2 separate regions of the Homo sapiens genome follow, and region 2 is linked to region 1. The links are chromatin contacts, found by Hi-C or POLR2A ChIA-PET in ENCODE. All regions are on one chromosome and are shown on one strand. The core of a region is the stretch at or near the end of the contact, and the rest is flanking DNA. Distances in the headings are between cores, read along the strand shown.

The links. Hi-C counts contacts between places; a loop is a spot of excess contacts on that map. ChIA-PET counts read pairs that join two places held with the same protein, here RNA polymerase II (POLR2A). Pooled maps may share reads with other maps.
Region 2: a loop to region 1 is called in a map with no recorded cell type, with 18 times the contacts of the local background. The contact joins the enhancer-like site here to the promoter of ZNF775 in region 1. A Hi-C loop is called at or near these places in 1 of 168 maps with a recorded cell type or tissue (OCI-LY7), 3 of 37 single-sample maps with no recorded cell type and 1 of 50 pooled maps. POLR2A ChIA-PET finds 5 or more read pairs at or near these places in 1 of 52 experiments (activated CD4-positive, alpha-beta T cell).

What each region holds. Positions count from the first base shown.
Region 1 is chr7:150,377,541-150,381,077 of GRCh38, forward strand. ZNF775 (zinc finger protein 775) reads left to right here and starts at 1,790. Exons shown (of 3, transcript NM_173680.4): 1 at 1,790-1,852. ZNF775-AS1 (ZNF775 antisense RNA 1) reads right to left here. Exons shown (of 2, transcript NR_183445.1): 2 at 2,305-2,648. RefSeq lists enhancers at 779-938, 2,949-3,008 and a silencer at 1,349-2,158.
Region 2 is chr7:150,896,714-150,900,250 of GRCh38, forward strand. No RefSeq gene overlaps it. Among named protein-coding and RNA genes, the nearest start is that of AOC1, 46 kb to the left of the region's middle. RefSeq lists an enhancer at 1,808-2,102 and silencers at 1,808-1,968, 1,986-2,045. Within about 2 kb of position 1,943, at least 4 of the 41 ENCODE cell types and tissues checked have a DNase peak (open chromatin) inside an H3K27ac peak, as active enhancers do; they include OCI-LY7, where a contact is called at or near this core.

The DNA of each region.
Region 1 (3,537 bases), core at 540-3,039:
TCAAATGTTTCTTTATTTTCGTGCATTGAATGGGGGGCTGGTGGCAGACCCCTAAGAGAGGTTCCTGCTCTGTCTCAACACTTGTAGCCAGTGGCAAATCTGGAACTAGAATACTGGTCTCAGCAACAGGAATGTATTCCACAAGCCTTCGTAGAACCTCTTCTAGGTACTCTTCTAGAAAATAAGCTAGGTGTGGTGGTGCATGCCAGTAGTCTCAGGTGTAGTTCAGGTGGGAGGATCCCTTGAGGCCAGGAGTTTGAGGCTGAAGTGCGTTATGATTGTGCCTGTGAATAGCCACTGTACTTTAACCTGGGAAACATAGCAAGACCCCGTCTTTAAAAAAATAAACAGGAGAATGAGACTCCAAAGTGTTGATAGCTAGTGATGTGTGGCCTCTTTATAGGGTGTGTATGATTTTGTATTTTACAAATCCTTCTATAGATAATATAACCAAATTAACGGTAAAAACTCAGTAAGGTATGCAGGCAACTAGAAAATTATTAACCCTATTTTATAGACGAATAAGTCAAAGTCCAGAAACAGAAAAGTATCTTTTATAAAAAGTACACATGAAGTTAGTGACAAAATCGAATCTCAGTCCCCAGTTCCTGCTGTGCTACTGAGGCTAAACCGCAGCCGGGCCTGTGGCAAATGTTTAATCAGCTGTTGACTGAAGAAAATAAGGTCCGCCTGCCCAACAGCAACCGTTTGTAGAGTCTCAGAGGCCCAGCTTCTGTCTGTATCTACCTCATGCCCCAGAGGCAGCTTCTAGCAGCTCCGGAGAGCATCCTGCCAGTGGGAGTTGACCCAGCTGCGCCCCCTTTGAGGGAGAAGTGTGAGGAATTTCCTTACAATGGGGTGGGGAGTTGCGAAGATACTCCTTCCTGAAGGTCTGGCAGTCTGGACCGGGGTGGCAACTGGGCGGAGATGATTCCGCTCACGGGAACCCTACCTAGTAACCCGACCTAGTAACGTAACCTCAGAGCCGTTCCTCAGCTAGAAAACAAAGGGATTAGGCCGGGCGCGGGTTTGTAATCCCAGCACTTTGGGAGGCCGAGGCCGCAGGGTCACTTAAGCTCAAGAGTTCGAGACCAGCCTGGGCAACATGGCGAGACCCCCATCTCTACAAAATATTTAAAAAGTTAGCAGGTTGGGAGGTTCGGTTGAGCCACGGGTTCGAGGTTGCACTGAGCCATGATCGCGCCACTGGGGTCTGAGCGAGACCACCTCCCTGAAACAGAAAACGAAGGGGTCGGGTATAATGATTTCTAAGGTCCCTCGTAGTGAACCCTAAAAGTTATCACACCCCACGGTGGGGCTATCGCGGCTTGAGGGCAGCCACAGCCTCAGCCGGGGTTTCTGTCCGGGCCCTGATGGGTCCCCAGCAGGGAGAAACAGCGTCCGGCGCGCTGTGGCGCTCGGCGAACGTGCGCTGAGTTCAGGCGTTACAACGGGGTCGCACGCGGAGTCCAGGCCTGGCAGGGGTGCCAGGACGCCGCCGGCCATCTGGGGCCCGACCTCCCAAGGTCTCCTCCCCGCGGCCGGCGGCTAGCGCGCTCACGGCGCCCGGGCCTTGCGCGCCCGCCGGGGGCGAGGTCAGCCCTCCCCCCTCGGCTATTGGCTCCAGAGAACAAAGGAGCCGCCCCGCGGGCTGCTCCGATAGGGCCGGGCGGGTCATCTGAGCGGCGCAGCCAATGGAGTGGCTGGGCGGCCCCGGGGATGGCCAGGCCCGCCAGCCAATCAGGCACCCGTGCCCGCCCCGCCTGCCCCGGGAATGGCCAGGGCCGGGAGCCCGGTGCCCAAGTCGCCCTCGGGGTGGCAGTTCCCGTTAACCTTAGCCACAAAGTCAAAGGTATTTATTTCCCCGTCGCCTCCCTCCGAGTCCCTCTGCATTTTGGGCGGGGAGGGGCGGTGCGAGGGATGGACCAGCGCCCGGCCCCGCTCCTCCCGTGCTGCCTCCGCCCGGCCCGGGCTGGGGCGGAGGGATGGGGCGGGGGCCTGGGGTGCCCCGAGCCCCGCGCGCCCCCCGAGCCCCGGGTCTCAAGCGTTCCCTCTGCCCCGACACAGCCGAGGGGAAAGGGGCGCGGCCGAGGGTGGGGAGGGCGCCAGGCCAGGGCAGCGAGGTTAGGAGGGAGGCTAGTGAGAATGGAGGGAGGACGCGGTGGCGAGTAGAGGGGTCGCCCGCGGGCGGTCTCTCCTGGGCTGTCCCGTTGTTCCGAGTTCCCCGTCCCTGTTCGCCTCCCTGATAGATCAGTTTCTGGGGGCAGGAACCCCAATGCTCGCTGCAGAGTGACAGACACATAGTAGGTGACCAATAAATGTGTGATTAAACGAGCGGGGATAAGGATTGGGGGTGGAGATAAGTGAGAGGGAAGCACCGCAGAAGTTGGAAGTGTGTGGTGTCGGGTGTGGCGGAGAACTCCTCTCTAGGAAGATGGGCACAGCAGCCGCGAACTCGGTGGGGCGGGGTGCGGGCATCCCCTCTGTGAAGAACGTTGAGGATATCTACATGTGGAAGGTGTGGAGATGGGTCCTCCTTCGGCCCTTTGAGCAAGATGATCTGAGCTGGGGCTGGGTGTGGTCAGAGCCCCAGGGGTTGGAGGCGGACGACAGCCCAAGGCTTCACAGCTAACTGTTCCCATGTTCATCTGTAAAATGAAGAGATTAGATGGCAGTTGTCTCCTTTCAGCTTGAAGGTTCATGCTTCCGTGCTTCAAATCTGTTTTGTACTGAAATTTCTTTTATTTAAGTGTTCCCTTATGACAGTTTTTATTAATGGATTACTGTGTGTGGAGCCTGTACTGGGTGCAGGGGAGAGAGAAGGACCCTGTGTTAAGATGCATGTAGTCTTGTGCAGACTAACAAATTGATGACAATGATGATTCCATGTAGATGGTCCTAGGTGCACAGGTTAAACAGAGAAGGGATTCCTGGCTGTGCCTGGTGTGTCCAAAAAGGCTTCCTGGTCAAAGCGATCCCTAATCTGGGCTGGGAAGGGGAGAACTGAGCAAGGGCCTTCCAAGGTTGGTCACAGGGTGCGAGGACACGGTGAGTTCAAGAGCCACGAGAGGATGGGGCGTGTCGGGGTGCAATGGGGAAAGATGAGCAGAGTTGAGTTCTCAGTTCCCTCTTATCCGAGGTGTGCGTGCCAGCAAGTCCATTTGGTGGGGGTCTGGGTTTCTGAAAAACAACTCAAGGACATATGCTAAGATGTTACCTTTAGTTTCTTTAGGCAACCACACGTTTCGTGTGGTCTGACTTCCTTGCTATTATTTTAGCTACGATTACCTTCTTATCAGGTTGCACATTTACTTCTCAGGACCAGCTAGGTGCCTGGAATTTCCCTGGAAAGAACTCAAGATTTTCCTTTATTTTCATGATTGGAGGGCACAGCAGGTGCCTGAAGGGGTCCCTGCTCCATCTCACTTTGCTTTCCCAAGGTCCTTTGAATGCAGCAAGGGATGCAAACGTGTTTATTAATTAAAATGTGACACCTCTTCAGAGATTGTTAGCAGCTGGGTTTATCCTCGGCCTTCA
Region 2 (3,537 bases), core at 693-3,192, 520 kb after region 1:
ACAGGGTGGGTACTCCAGAGACAGCAATGCCCAGAGAGGCAGGGGCAGAGGGAGGGCGTGGAGTTCCCAGACCCTGCAGCCGGGTCACCAGTGGAAGCTGGGAGCCCTGGGGGCCTGTCTGTCGCAGCTGGAGAGAAAGGGAGAGAAGGTCCAGCCCCCTCTGTCTCATGCTCAGGCCTCCCATGGGTGGAACCTGGAAGTGTGGGAGATACCACTTGCAGGGGTCTGTCCCCACAAGACATGGCAGAGGAGGGAGAGGACAAGTGTAGAGTCTCAGGACAACAGATCCAGGACCAGCACCGCATGTAGAAAGGCAGTGAAAGGAAAGGGGGAGACCTCCACTTCGGCCCTGCCCCCTCCCTATCTAGCTCCGACTGGTCGGCAAACTGGTTCCCAGCCATGCAGCCCCAGGAAATGGCATTGATGGTGCTTGGACCCAAAGTCATGTCTGTGGGGTTCATCTCCTGGAGGAGGATCCCTGGCCACACCCCTTGGGGTGGACAGATCCCTCTCCCTGGAAATTCCCCTTTGGGGTAGGCAGATCCCTCCATCTAGCAATTTGCAGTTCACAGACCCCAGAATGCAGGGCCAGAGACAGGGACACTCCCAGAGTTACCCGGGACATCCCTGTATGTGTTTGGTTGTGGATCAGAGGAGGGAGAGGCTTGTTCAACACACAGCCACCTGCCCCTCACCAGAGACAGAGACCCTGGGGCTGGGGAGGAATCCAGTCCATTCGCTCCAGACACCCACCCCAGGCTCAGGAACAGTGCAGAAGAGAGACAGGGGCTGGCTCCGAGTGAGAGAGACACCCGCCATTCCCAAACCCTCTTTGCGGAGGACCACGAAGAACCCACCAAGCAGTGTAAGGAAAGAAGAAAACAAACAAGGACTTATGACCCGGGCCCACCTCTCACTCCAGCCCCAAGTCACTTCCCCTTCATGTAAAGCAGGTGTTATTTTGTTTGCGGCTCTTCAGCTGCCAGGTGGGGATGCAAATGAGAAAAGCTGAGACTCAGTTGTTTCACAGAAAGAAGAGGAAACCAGAAGATGTCGGGACACCAGAGCCTGTTGCTTTTCGAGGCCTTTTAGGATAGGGTAGCAATTGAAGGTGGCCTCAGAAAAGGATGATTGGGAAAGGGGGAGGTAACTGAGGTCCCCTCACCTAGCCTGGGGGCCCCTTCTCTTCACCAACACCTACAAACCCTTGGCCTCAAAACCCAGGCAGTGTTCCGGCCACCTCATGTAGCAAGGGGAGCCTGGAGACAGAGGACGGGCCCCGGGTCACACACAGAGTGGCCAGATTGGGTGGAGACCTGCGTGTCCTGGCACCAGGAGTCTCTCCACGAGCCTCTGCAATTTCTCAAACTTCAGTGAGATGAAGACTCATTTTTGCAACTTGGTCTCTATTTGCTGCACTGTTGGCCATTTCAAGCTTGTACCCGCAGTCAGCAAAAGGAAGTGTTAATAAGCTCGCCCACATAAACCCACTTTGCCCACTGCTCAAACCACCGCAAACCAATTTTTCCAGGCTGCTGCCAGGTTAGGCTCCCTTGGTGTTAATTTCCTGCTCAGTAAAGCAGTGAGTCATCTCCCTCCCTTCTCTCCAGCTCTCACTATTGCTCTGAGACCAGAGTCTGCAGCAGAGGGGTCACATGGAATCCTTTAGTACAGAAGTTCACGACCTGGACGAGGAGACGCAGGGACCGCCAACTGGCTCCTTGGAAACTGCCCGCAGTTGATTCCGAAAACACACCTGAGCCGAGAAGCTCCATGCAATCTGGAATTCCTGGAGTTCTTGTCAGCGTCCACTGCCATGCAGGACTCTGGGGCACTTGGCTTGTCATTGGCTAAAAGATGGGCTGGGTTCGAGGTGCAGATAGCTGCATTTTAGCCGCTGGTGCTGTCTCGCTTGGAGGAATGCTGTCTGCCACGCGACCACCAGGTGGCGCACAACACCTCGCGGCGACTGGACCGGGCACGGCTGCCTCTTATTAATCCCGCGGAGAAAACAGAGGCTGGAAATGCCCCCGGGGTGAGGCTTGACCAAGAACGGCAGACTCAAAATGGCTCCCTGTGGACCAAGTTCAGCTGAATGGAACAGAAAAATGTGTTCACAGCGGCTTCAACAAGAGACAGTCGTGTTTCTCTGTAAACACAGTCCTGAGTGGCTTAGGGGCCCCATGAAGGCCTAGGGCACGCAGCCTCCTTCCTCCTCACGGCCTCCACCTGGGATGTAGCCCCCAGCCTCCTAGTCCACGGTGACTGCCAGAGCTCCAGCCATCTCATACAAGTCAGGCAGTAGGATGGAGGAGGGGACAGAGAAGGGTATGGCTACCTTCACTGTGCTTTGCCGGAATTCACAGACATCACTTGTCTTACAACTCATTGGCCAAGCCTTAGCCATGGAGGCTGGGGGTGGGCTCTTTTGCTGGGCTTTGCCACCCCCAAGTAATTTCAGGCTTTAGTTTAGAAGAAGAATATGAGGATGGCTATCTCACGGCGACGTCAGCCACATGTGAATATGCGCCACTGGAGTTCCCCTGCGCCAACCCAGCATATTTCCCATTCCCTGGAAACCTCAATAACTGGGGCTCACTTCCTGCCTGCCCCTTAACCGATTTGACTCCCAAATATATGTCCCATGTCCATATTCTTCTCTTACACGCCAAGACCTGTACCTCTACCTAAACGTCCTGTGAGAACCTCACACTCCACATGTCTAAGCCGGTTTATCACCTCCTCTATCCCCTGCACAGGCCAGCCCTTCCTCCTGTGCTCCCCAGCCCAGGGTCTATCATCATGTCCCTTGACCCAAGCCAAGAACCGAGAGCCTAGGCACCTGCTTCCCTCCACACAGCCCCTCTGCCATCTACCCGTGAGTCCCACCTTCCCAGCATTTCCTGAATTCGTTCCATCTTTCCTTTCCCCATGATGACTTACTGCTCATCACCCTGAGACCCCAGTCTCGCCTCCATCAGACCAACCTCAACGCGGCTTCCAGAGGGGTTGCTCTGAAATCCAGATCAAACCCTGTCACCCTTCTGATTGAAGCCTCCATGGCTCCCAAAATTTTCAACGTGATTTATCAAGACCTTGAGAATCTGACCCATCCCTACATCCTCCACGTATCAGTTAGCATGGGGTAAGCATTTAACATGTGCACAAACCAGGCAGTGACTCCCTCCGTCCTCACAGCTCCTCTCTGAGGTGGCGGGTGACAGTCTGGGTTATTATTATTCAGCAAATACTCACACTCCTCCCGTATAGACTCCCCTGCTCATTGATGTTGGACTTGACCACCTGACGTGTTTTGGCCCTGGGGCTGTTGGAGGATGGAACTAGCAGAAGCACTCCATGCGCCCACATGGCCTGGCTCCTTCTTTCCACTCCAGAAGTCCAGGGTAAGAAGAGCTTCCTCCAGAGAGCCTCTGCTGTGCCCCAGGACAAACTTGGTGCAACCACCTGAACTTGCGTCAAACCCAGGCTACCTACAGCCTAAGGCAGGGCCGTCCAGCCACACCTATCCTGGATCAG